Regions from separate parts of the Homo sapiens genome. Here region 1 is linked to region 2. The links are chromatin contacts, found by Hi-C in ENCODE. All regions are on one chromosome and are shown on one strand. Each heading gives the region's core, a stretch centred on a gene start or an enhancer-like site at or near the end of the contact. The rest is flanking DNA. Distances are from core to core; before and after follow the strand shown. Region 1 has its middle 43 kb from the start of GPR135. Region 2 overlaps DAAM1 (dishevelled associated activator of morphogenesis 1).

What was found. Hi-C counts contacts between places; a loop is a spot of excess contacts on that map. Pooled maps may share reads with other maps.
Region 1: a pooled map shows a loop between it and region 2 (2.1-fold over the local background). The contact joins two enhancer-like sites. A Hi-C loop is called at or near these places in 7 of 168 maps with a recorded cell type or tissue (IMR-90, Right ventricle myocardium inferior, chondrocyte and 2 more) and 5 of 50 pooled maps.

What each region holds. Positions count from the first base shown.
Region 1 is chr14:59,419,619-59,425,412 of GRCh38, reverse strand. No RefSeq gene overlaps it. Among named protein-coding and RNA genes, the nearest start is that of GPR135, 43 kb to the left of the region's middle. Within about 2 kb of position 3,053, at least 3 of the 41 ENCODE cell types and tissues checked have a DNase peak (open chromatin) inside an H3K27ac peak, as active enhancers do.
Region 2 is chr14:59,242,553-59,248,103 of GRCh38, reverse strand. The region is part of intron 1 of DAAM1 (dishevelled associated activator of morphogenesis 1); the gene reads right to left. Among named protein-coding and RNA genes, the nearest start is that of DAAM1, 57 kb to the right of the region's middle. Within about 2 kb of position 1,368, at least 2 of the 41 ENCODE cell types and tissues checked have a DNase peak (open chromatin) inside an H3K27ac peak, as active enhancers do.

The sequences.
Region 1 (5,794 bases), core at 1,804-4,303, 180 kb before region 2:
CATAGTTAACAATTCTTCATGTTAATTTATCTCAGTTAACATAACTGGTGTGGTTCCATCTCCTGACTGAATCCTGACTGTTACAGGGTAAATATGGGGATATCAAAGAAAAGTATAGAGAGTAATAAAAGAAGAGAGCTTCAAAAACAGCCTGGGACCACCTACATTTAAGGACCGTCAGCCCAAGATGTGGACCAGGGAGGTGGCAGGAAATCCAAGAGGGTCTGTGTCTGCTAAGGGAAAGAATCAATCAAGGAGAGATAGAACATTAATACCAGAGAGATAATAGTTAATGGAACAAGATTCCTGAGGGAAGTGGTAGGAGTAGCCTTGTCCCCTGGAATGAAAGGAAAGGAAAAAAAGGAATGAAGGTGGGTGAGGAGTAGATTAGCTTGTGAGCGGGGAAGTTGTCAGTTGAGAATAGGGATGAAGGGAGGTGGTTGGGTCTGAGGGAGGTGGAGCCTTTGAAGAGGATGGAAGAGAAGGCTGCCAAGGGCATCCCATGGGACAGCTCTAGGGCAAGGGGAGGGGAGAAGTCCGAGAACGTGAACTTTAAGTGGCTCCAATCCATGTAACCATGTGTGTTTTTTCTTTGTTTGTTTGTTTGTTTGATTAGGACATAGCAGCCCTTTGTGGGATGTTGAAAAGTCAGACAATGGGATTAATCTAGGGAAGGAGTCTGCTCCAAAGAGACCTAGGTCTCAGCAGGAAAGGGATGAACATGGGGGACCCTCGGCCTAGGTTGTCTAAAATATGAAGTGATGGGGGGTGACAGAAAAGAAAAACCCCACACAACTCTATGTGTGCTCATGAGAGTTTGTGTAGAGGTCAACTCTCTTCTTTAACTAAAGCCATAAAAGGAAAAGTTTTCAAATGTGCTCTGGCTAGAGGGAAGAAAATTCCCTACAGAGACTGGACACTAGTTGTAATCTTCTCAATAAAACCATCATAGTTCATCCTTAGGTCCAACCTAATTTACAAATTACTCTTGTCAAATGGCTTATAAATCAGTATATTTTAATTTCTTATTTATTCTAGGTAAGGAACCTCATTGGAGAGGCAGTATGATAAAAGAGCTCAGAAAACTTTAGCGCTCCTCAAATCTGAAGAATCAGGGATATTGCTGTAATGATGTAGGTCTTACTTGAATGCTATTTTACTACTTCAAATTTTGTTAGGGCTGAGATCAAGTCTGATAAGCACCTTAACTTAGGCAAATAATTATGGTAATAAAAGATTATGCCACAGTGCGCAGGCTTCCAAACTTTTCCAACTATTTTCTTGTAAATACATTTGTACAGGGGTAGTTTTCCCCTAGGACAGACCATAATTTAAAAAACTTGTATTCACTGCAGTCCTATAAATTACTGTTTCCCCTTAATGTTGGAAAGTAGTGATTTATTTTAGCAAAACTGCAGACCTCACTAAGGCATGCTTTATGTGTATGTACTTCCCTAGGGCAAGTGAGACCTTTTCAGCATATTTGGGGAAAGCATGAAAACTATTAAATTAATTTACATGGACATTCTTAAGTTTACTCTGATTTATCATATATTTTGCACAAAATGGCTGTTATATTTGCATTATCCATGAATAACTAAAATATACAATTTTTAATAATTTCTACATTTCTAGAATGGAGCTTTATTATTGCTAAGCACTTTCAATTTTTTATGTTTGCAATTTTGCTTATGAAATAATATTCTGTAATAATATATAGAGAGCTGGGCACAGTGCCTGGTGACTGTAATTCTAACAACTCAGGAGGCTGAGGCAGGAGGATCTCTTGAGTCCAGGAGTTCGAGGATGCAGTGAGTCATGATCATGACACTGCATTCCAGTCTGGGAAACACAGCAAGACCCCACTTCCAAAAAAACAAAGTTATATCAAAGTACTTAAAAAGTACTAATAACAATGACCCGCTCACTGACATGAAATTGATTTTTAACCCTTCTCTTGTCACAGATTCATCTAAGAAGAGTATAGGAAAAATAGTCACACTGAAATAGGAATTGATTTCTTTAATTCAATCATAGAAGCATTTGAAAATAAAATGTATCCAGAAAAACACATGGCATGATGAATTTAGCATAAATGCTGAAGTGCTAAATGGTTTAAGAAAAAAATAAAAGATCCAATGCCATGAAGTGCAGCTTCCCCACTAGCTGTAGTCTGAGGATTGATGCTCGCGAACTACGGGGTAAATGTCTGCAAGAATTGTCACAAATCCGGCAGAAGTTACTTAGTAGAAAAAACACAGGAGTCAGGCAAATCAAGATTCAGCTTCTAGCTCAGCCACTTGCTCGCATTTGACCTTAGTTAACTTTTCTTAGTCCTTGTCTGAAAATTGGAGATAAAGTAACAAAGTCTTACAGCCCTTGTGGGAAATCGCTGGGATTACAAGTGTCAGGTACTGGCACCTGGAAAGCCTGGTGCCAGCGCCTGACACTTGTAACCTCCTTCCCTTATGGTGACCTCCTTCCCTTATGGTCCCTGACTTCTGGGCCTCAGGTTCTGACCTCCCAAATAACCATCTGGGGAGATATCAGAAAAATCTTGCTAGCACTTAGGGGCCAGTGCTACTAACCATCCTTTGACTGGTTAAAAACTTTAAAATGTGGAACTATTTATACTTTAAAAGACCAGATGCTAAATGTGTGATGGGAGAAAAGGAGTTTATTCCCGAAGTTGTTTCTATCAAAGAAAAGGACAGTAGATGGCACCATTGATTCCCATGCCAATGCCTTGCCATCGAAGCCCCCAGGGATCATTACTTAATTTGGATAAATGGCTGAACGTACAGACTCAAAAAGCAGTTGACATAATCAAGAACATTGGAATGACCAGCAAGTTACTTGAAGCATTCAAGAGCAAATGTTCTTGTCAAAAAAGCTTGGCTTCATGACTCCTTTGCCATCACATCCTACCCAAGGGACTAGCAGTGTGATTAATCCATTTGACTGGTTATGAGAACCATCCAAAAATCACAGTGGTACTGTTGGTTCAGGAAAGGGCTCCCTGTGGCCTTCTCCAAAGCAGCTGTTCATTCCTCTGCTTCTCATCAGCTTGAATCTCTGCAGTACTTGACAGTTTATGAAGGGCTTTCCTCTTGGTAACCTCTTCAGACACGCAGGACTGGTCTCATGCACATCTCAGTTCCTGGTTCTCTTCCTCTTTACAGCAGTCTCAATGCTCCTGTAAGGATCTGTGTCACCCACCCCTCGCTTCCACCAATAGTTCTTGGCGGGTGACTCCAGAGTTTCTAGCCAGGACCCTTCTTCCGTGCTCTATTGTCCTTTCTGTCCACCAGACATCTTCACACACATGCCTCACAGGTACCCCAAATTCTTCAGAGCCAAAGTATTATCTCATTATCTTTCCTCTTAGCTCATTCTTCCTGGCTAATGACATTATTACTCTCCCAGCTATGCAGGCTCAAAAGTTTGCCTTCTCTTTTGCCTCCAAAATGTAAGCAGTCACTATATCCGCATCACCCACCTTTATAAAGCCTTTTGAAGTGACTCCTCATTTTAATTTCTATACTTCCTGTCTTATCTCAGGTCCTCATTACCTTTCCCTAGGACTAATTACATGGCCTTCTGAAGACTCATCCAATTTTATCCCATTCTATATGCTCCTGTCCAGCGGAACTCTAATGAGGTCGCTTTCTTACTCTAAAATCTCTGTAATTCCTTACTGCTTACGGTGGAATTTCCAACTTCTCATCCCACACAAGGTTCTCTGCAATATGGGTCCAACCTACTTTCTACTCTCTTACATCTACCTAGAATTCCAACCAATTATCTTGAAACTAACTTTTATTGAGCATTTACTATGTCTTAAACACTGTAATGAACATTTAAAATATATTATTGTTTAATCCTCACAGCATATGATGGCATTATTTTACCCATTTAAAAATGAGGAAACAGCTACTTGGTGAATTCAGGTAAATTACAGGTAAGAATTCAGATAAGTATTATGGCTAGTAAGCAGTATTGAGGGAAGTGAAATCTGAACTACCCATATAGACACTTTGCTTTGCTTATCTGCCTTTATTCATGTTATTTTCTTTCAGTTTCCAGTGTTCTCTCCACATACATTTATATATCAAAATCTTACTTATCTGCCAACACTCATGTCAAATGCCACTTTTTCCTTGAGGTCTCTCTTCATGTCTCCAACTGATGGTGCTTTGTCCTTCATCTGAGTAGCCACGCGCTAATGCGTGCCTGGCATTAGTGATTGGTGAGTTAGTCTAGTCTCATCCTCATCACTGGATCGTGGTCTTTGTAAGGAAAGTAACCATGTTTGCGTGATATTTTTACCCCCTGCACTAATCAAATAATAGATGCTCAGAGTTGAAATAAATTGTCTCTTAAACAGATGAGGTGCAGCATTAATGTCAAAATAATGGCAAACACTCTCTGTATTGCAGTCTGTGTATTCCCTGAAAACCATGGCATTCTATCTAGCAATTAAACAATTAATATAACACAAAAGAGGTGAGAGTGTCTTGCTAAAGATTGACTTTTGACATTAAATACTTCGTTTTTGTGGTTTGTACATCTGAATAACATAGAGACTTCCTTAGATAATCAATGGACACAATTGCTGACTGATTGATTTTTCTTCTATAAGTGATAGGTTGTTACCCAGTTTTTGTTTTGAGCAAAAGAATTAGGTAGTAATGTTGTCCACAAAATGGACTCTTCTCTAAGTCCACACATTTTCCTGTGTTCGTCAGTTGTAAAATCTGGGGGTATCCTTGTTCAACATTGAAAAACAGTCGAAATGATATGACCCAGCAAGTCTACCCCATATGAAACATATGAGAACACGTGTCCACACAAAAATTTGTGCAGCATTACTCATAACAGTCAAAAAGTGGAAACAACCTAAATGTCAACTAACTGACAATGGATAAACAAAAGTGGGGTATTATTCAGCAATAAAAAGGAATGAAATGTTAATACATACTGCAACGTCGGTACACTGTGAAAACATGCTAAGGGAAAGAAGCTAGTCACAAAAAAATGACATATTATTTCATTTACATGAAGTGTCCAGAATAGACAAATCCATAGACACAGAAGTAGATTGGTGGTTGTCTAGGGCTGGAGGGAAGGGGAATGGGGAAATTGAGGAGTGACTGCTAATGGGTATTCTTTTTGGAGTTGATGCAAATGCTCTAAAATTGATTGTGGTGATGGTGGCACAGTTTTGTGAATGTACTAAAAGCCATCGAATTGTACATTTTAAATGAGTAAATTAGATGGGATGGGAACTATATCTTAATAAAGTTGCTATTTTTCAAAAGCAATTCAAAATGATATCCAGGATTACCATGAGATGAGGAGCTATGCTAGTTAGCAGTGACCTAAGATGCTAACAATTTTGCTTGAAAGAGGAAAGTCAGCATTTGAGCAGGCACCCATCAAACTGTCTCCTCAAAACAGATGCTAAGGAAGCAGAAGAAGTGGGAAGAAAAAGGTATTTTGTTTTTTGCTCAGTTCCCTGGGACATTTTACTTTTACCAAAGATTATACTTTGGTTTAGATCAGTCAGGAAATACTTTTTCCAACATCTTTTTTACTCTCCTGTATCTTAAAAAGGCAAAAATGACTATGTTATTGTTTGGACAAAGGGGAACTTTTATTTTTAGCTTTGGTGTTAAATTGGAAAGGCGCTTAGCCCAAATGAGCACTTTTTTCAGCTAGAGACTTTTTTTTTTTTTTTTTTTTTAAACACAAACAGTTTAAAACTTATCTAAGAGCACTTAACAACTGGGCT
Region 2 (5,551 bases), core at 119-2,618:
AATTATTACTCCTACTCACTTACCAAGCCAGAGTATTTGGACAGAAGTTAATATTTAGACTTCAGATTCTGAGGAATATTGTTAAACAGGCAAAAGTCATCAGTGGCTAAATACGGGAAGCTTTCAATACAGTACTGCTTAAATGATTTAGGGTACACTCAATTAAAAAATCTTTTCTGGTATGTTAAAGGAGTAACAATATTAAATAACCATCCAAGTTGCACAACATGGTATATGATAAATGTAAAATGGATATACTTGTTTAAACATGCAAAGAAATTATTGAGCATGTGATAAAATAAGATACCAAAACCCATTAAGAGTGGCTCCTTCTAGAGAAGGAAATGGAAATTGCTTTCATTGTAATTCCTTGTTTTTTTTTTTTAACATGAGCTTGGATTACATTTTTTCTCCTTAATTATCAACCTGTCGCTGAAAGTTTAGAGTGGTTTAGCTATTATTTGTTTGTAAAACTAGTCTTTTTAAAAATTAAATTAACTTTCAACCAAGAAGGTGAAAAGCTTGTACACTGAAAACTAAAAAACATTTCTGAAAGTAATTAAAGAAGATACAAATAACATCCCATATTCATAGACTGGAAGACAATATTGTTACGATGACAACACTATCTAAAGCAATCTACAGATTGAAAGCAATCCCTATCAAAATCCCAACGGCATCTTTGGCAGAAACAGAAAAATCCATCCAGGAAGGCATATGGAATCTCAAGGATTTTGAATAGCCAAAACAATCTTGAAAAAGAAGAACAAAGCTGGAGGTCTTGTACTTTCTGATTTCAAAACAGTACAAAAGTACAGTAATCAAAACAGCATGGTACTAGCATAAAGACAGACATAGAGACCAATGGAATAGAACAGAGAGCCCAGAAACAAACTCTCAAATATATGATTAAATGATCTTTGACAAGGGAGACTAGACCATTTAATGGCGAAAGGGGTCTCTTCGACAAATGGTGCTGGGAAACCTGAATATCTGCATGCAAAAGAATGAGGCTGGACCCTTATCTTACATCATACATAAAAATTAACTTAAAATGGATTAAAGACTTAAACATAAGACCCCAAACTATAAAACTTATGAAAGAAAATATACATAAAAATTTTATGACATTGGATTTGAAAATTATTTCTGCTAAGGAATTAATATCCAGAACCCCTACAATCCAACAACAAAAAACCAAATAACTCCATTAAAAAATGAGCAAAGGACTTGACTAGACATTTCTCCAAAGATGACATACAAATGACCAACATGCGTATAAAAAGACACTCAGCATTACTAATCATTAGAGCAACGCAAGTCAAAACCACAATAATATATCTTCTCACATCCATTAAGATGACTACTATCAAAACAAAAAACCAGAAAATAACAAGCGTTGGCAAGGATGTGGAGAAACTGGAACCCTGTACAGTTGCTGGGATTATGAAGTGGAACAACCATTATGGAAAACAGTATGGTGGTTTCTCAAAAAATTAATAATATAATTCTGCATGCTCCAGCAACCATACTTCTGGGAATATATCCAAAAGAATTAAAAGCAGGGTTTTGAACAGATATTTGCATGCCCATGTTTATCACAGCATTATTCACAATAGCAGAGAGGTGGAAGGAACCCAAATGTCATCAATAGATAAATAAATAAAATGTGGTATATACATACAATGGGATATTATTCAGCCTTAAAAAGGAAGGAAAACTTGTCACATGCTACATGGGTAAATGTTGAAGACATTATGCTGAGTGAAATAAGCCAGACACAAAAAGACAAATACCGTATGATTCCATTTATATGAGGTATCTAAAGTACTCAAATACACAGAAACAAAGTAGAGTGGTGGTTACCAGGGGACAGGGGAGCAGGAAATGGGGAATTTTTGTTTAGTGGGTATGGAGTTTCAGTTTTGCAAGATGAAAAATTCTCAAGGTATGTTTCACAACAATGTGAATATGCTTTGAACTGTACACAGAAAAATGGCTAAATGGTAAATTTGAAAAATAATTTAAATAACTTTAATTTATCAACCCTCTTCAACATGCTAGGCACTTTCAATGCACTTTAAGTCCATTAATTATCTCAATTAATCAGAGATAAGCAATGAGTTCTTCAGCGTCTCATTTTGTCTTTCTAGAAACACAGGCCACTGTCAATGAATAGCTATGCTCTGAAAGTAATTAAAGAATGGTTTATAGAATGCTTTCATTTCTGCAATTTTCCACTTTACTACACTCAACTCTACAATTGTTAGTCCTCAAAATGAAAACAATCTGTTCAACTGTACAACACTAATATGAGCAATGACTTTCTTCTTTTAAATTTGTCATCAATTTACAATGGGGCGATGGGGGAAAAGCTACCAAACCATTCACTAGAGACAATTCTGTACATTAATGTCACCCCAATTCATTGCTTAGTGACAGAATGCCAGGTGCTCACTTTCACCTAAATGGTATAATTTAGAATTTTCTTAAATCCATTGTATTTTTTTTGCTACAGAAGTAGATATTACTATCCTTATCTTTAGAACATCTACTTGCTGGGTGGTGGCCCTAGGAATATTATATAAAAGACTAAAAGTGTCTAATTAGGTAATATTTTGTTGGATATTTATTAGAAAGTTTGACTCCACAGGAATAAATTCACTTGGTAATCTCAAGGTCCTGCTACTTAAAGGAAGATTCTAAAGCTACTGAAATAGCAATACATTGTATCCTGTCACATTCATGGCTTCTGACCCAAACTTAAACAAGCAAGCAATACAGTATTGAAAGTATAAATTACAAAAGGGCACCAAATGGAAACACAGCAGCTGATCACAAATGATAAAGGCAAAGGACATGAAAGTTAATGCCAAAATAAGAGGTGGTATGACATCAAAAGAGACCCCAAAATAACAAAGGGAGGAAAATTAGTCTTTGCATTTGAAGGATGCATTTGATCCACGTGAAGACACAGTAGAAAAAATGCTTAACTCCTATACATTCATTTCATGATTTCTACATACATCACCTTTCCCCTGGCCCCCCCGTCCTTTTCCCTTCCCTGAGATCATCAGTTATCTTACAGGTGCCACTTTCCATTCCACAAAAATTATCAACCAGGACAGCCAGTCTTCACTGGTTCTCCTCCTACTCATCACCAGCAAGCAGAGCTGTGACAAATGTTCTTGCTAACCTGGCTACTAGCCTTTATGGATACTCCTCTTAAAAACACTGCCCCACCTCACTGGGTAGTGTCACGTAAAAGCCAGTCCCTTTGTGGAAAAACATGCTGTTAACAACTGCACTTGCTCATACTGGAAAAGCAACCAGGACAGTGATGCCAGATACTTCACCAACCTAAATACACACACACACCACACGTACACATTCACACAGCTGTCAAACTGGTTTTTCCTCAAAAAGGTACAATTGACAGGCAGTTAAGAATCTCTCCCTGCCCCCAACACACACTCCCAGATTCACAATTCTGCATGTGTGTACTAATTTGTATATTTCCATTCATTCATTCAAGAAGGCAGTGGTGTCCACTCCCCTGTTCATTCTTGGTATATAAGGATGAACAAAAGAGATGTGTGCTTTGCCCTCACAGAGCTTATAATCAGTTCACATCCACATACACCCCCGGCTTCTCAAGCCATCTCAGCATTCCAGGAGCTATGTGAGAAAAGAAACAGCATGGGAGTGAGTGTATGTTGTAGAGGGGGTGGTCTGTTTTTCCATCTCATCTTCAACAAGCAAGAGTGAATATTCTGCTTGCTTCAAATAGTGTACTAGTCTGTTTTCTGGCTGCTGATAAAGACATAACCAAGACTGGGCAATTTATTAAAAAAAAAAAAATAGGTTTAGTGGACTCACAGTGCCACATAGCTGGGGAGGCCTCACAATCATGGCAGAAGATGAAAGGCATGTCTTACATGGTGGCGGGCAAGAGAGAATTAGAGAGCCAAGTGAAAGCGGAAATCACCCCCATGATTCAATTATCTCCCACTGGGACCCTCCCCCAACACATGGGAACTATGGGAGCTACAATTCAAGATGACATTTGAGTGGGGACACAGCCAAACCATATCAAATAGCAATTTAGTCTACCAGTAACTTCCATGTTCCCTTAAATAGGGAGCATCAAATAGAAAGAAGTAAAAGGAAGCAGAGGGTGATATCTGTGCTCTTGAGAAACAGGGACATACAGGTATCCCTGGGATGCTAATGTTTGGAACTTCAAACAAGATGCCAGATTTCCACTTCCATTCCATGAAGGACTAACTACTATAGGAATTGTTCTCCCACTACAAATAATTAATAAACAGGCAAAATATATGAAACAGCTGTATTCAGTCACTGGACAAAGGTACTACAGACCAGTGATTGCTGAGAGAAAGGAAACATCCAGTAAGGCAAACCCTAGGATTGCCCTTACTCCAGGCTGTTGTGCAGAAAGAGGAAATCCAAACCAAGTTCAAGGGTCTTGTTGAATTGAGGGATCAGAGATAAAAGTTCAGAGAATCAGAGGCAGCCATAGCTCTTGATATCTGTAAAGGAGTCACCTCAAATTATAGGCTGAGTACTGATCTGCACATGGATGTGGGGCTCACTCAGGGCTGGAAATGACTGGCATTTCCACCAGCCTGAGTAGAAGAACCTTGTAATACATAAACATCAGGAAGAGTATTCAAAAGGGTCCTAGACTCAGGCTGCTCTAGAAAAAGCTTAAAGGCAGTCTAAAAAGGATCTGTGCACCAGAACAAAGTCCAACACTCTTTAAAGAAAGTTCTTCAGGCAGAAAGAAATTGAGACCAAACAGAAATCTGGACCTACACAAAGCAGTGAAGAAAGCTGGAATGGCTGATCTGTCGGTAAATACAAAACCAGATACTGCCTGGACTCTGAATTTCCCTAGCCACTTACCTTTTGGATGTGCTTTTATAGGAATCCACCGATGACACTAACAAGGTCACAGCCCAGGATCAAAGTAGTTCCCAGCCCTACCACTAACTATCCCCCTAACTTTGGTGAGTCTCCTTAAAATCTCTGAGCTGCGGTGTCCTCAGAAAAATACCATCCCTTATTGTCATCACATTATATAATGAATATGAAAGTGCTTTGAACTTCAAGGATTCGTTCTTTCATCAAATATTTACTGAGTACCTTCTACATATATTTCTAGGCTCTATATTCTGGCAGCCCAATTTTCTCATCTGTAAAATGAAAATAATAATAGTACCCAGCGGCTGGGCACGGTGGCTCACACCTGTAATCCCAGCACTTTGGGAGGCCGAGGCAGATCACGAGGTCAAGAGATCGAGACCATCCTGGCTAACACGGTGAAACCCTGTTTCTACTAAAAATACAAAAAATTAGCCAGGCGTGGTGGCGGGTGCCTGTAGTCCCAGCTACTCAGGAGGCTTAGGCAGGAGAATGGCGTGAACCCGGGAGGCAGAGCTTGCAGTGAGCCGAGATCACGCCACTGCACTCCAGCCTGGGGGATAGAGCGAGACTCTGTCTCAAAGAATAATAATAATAGTACCCA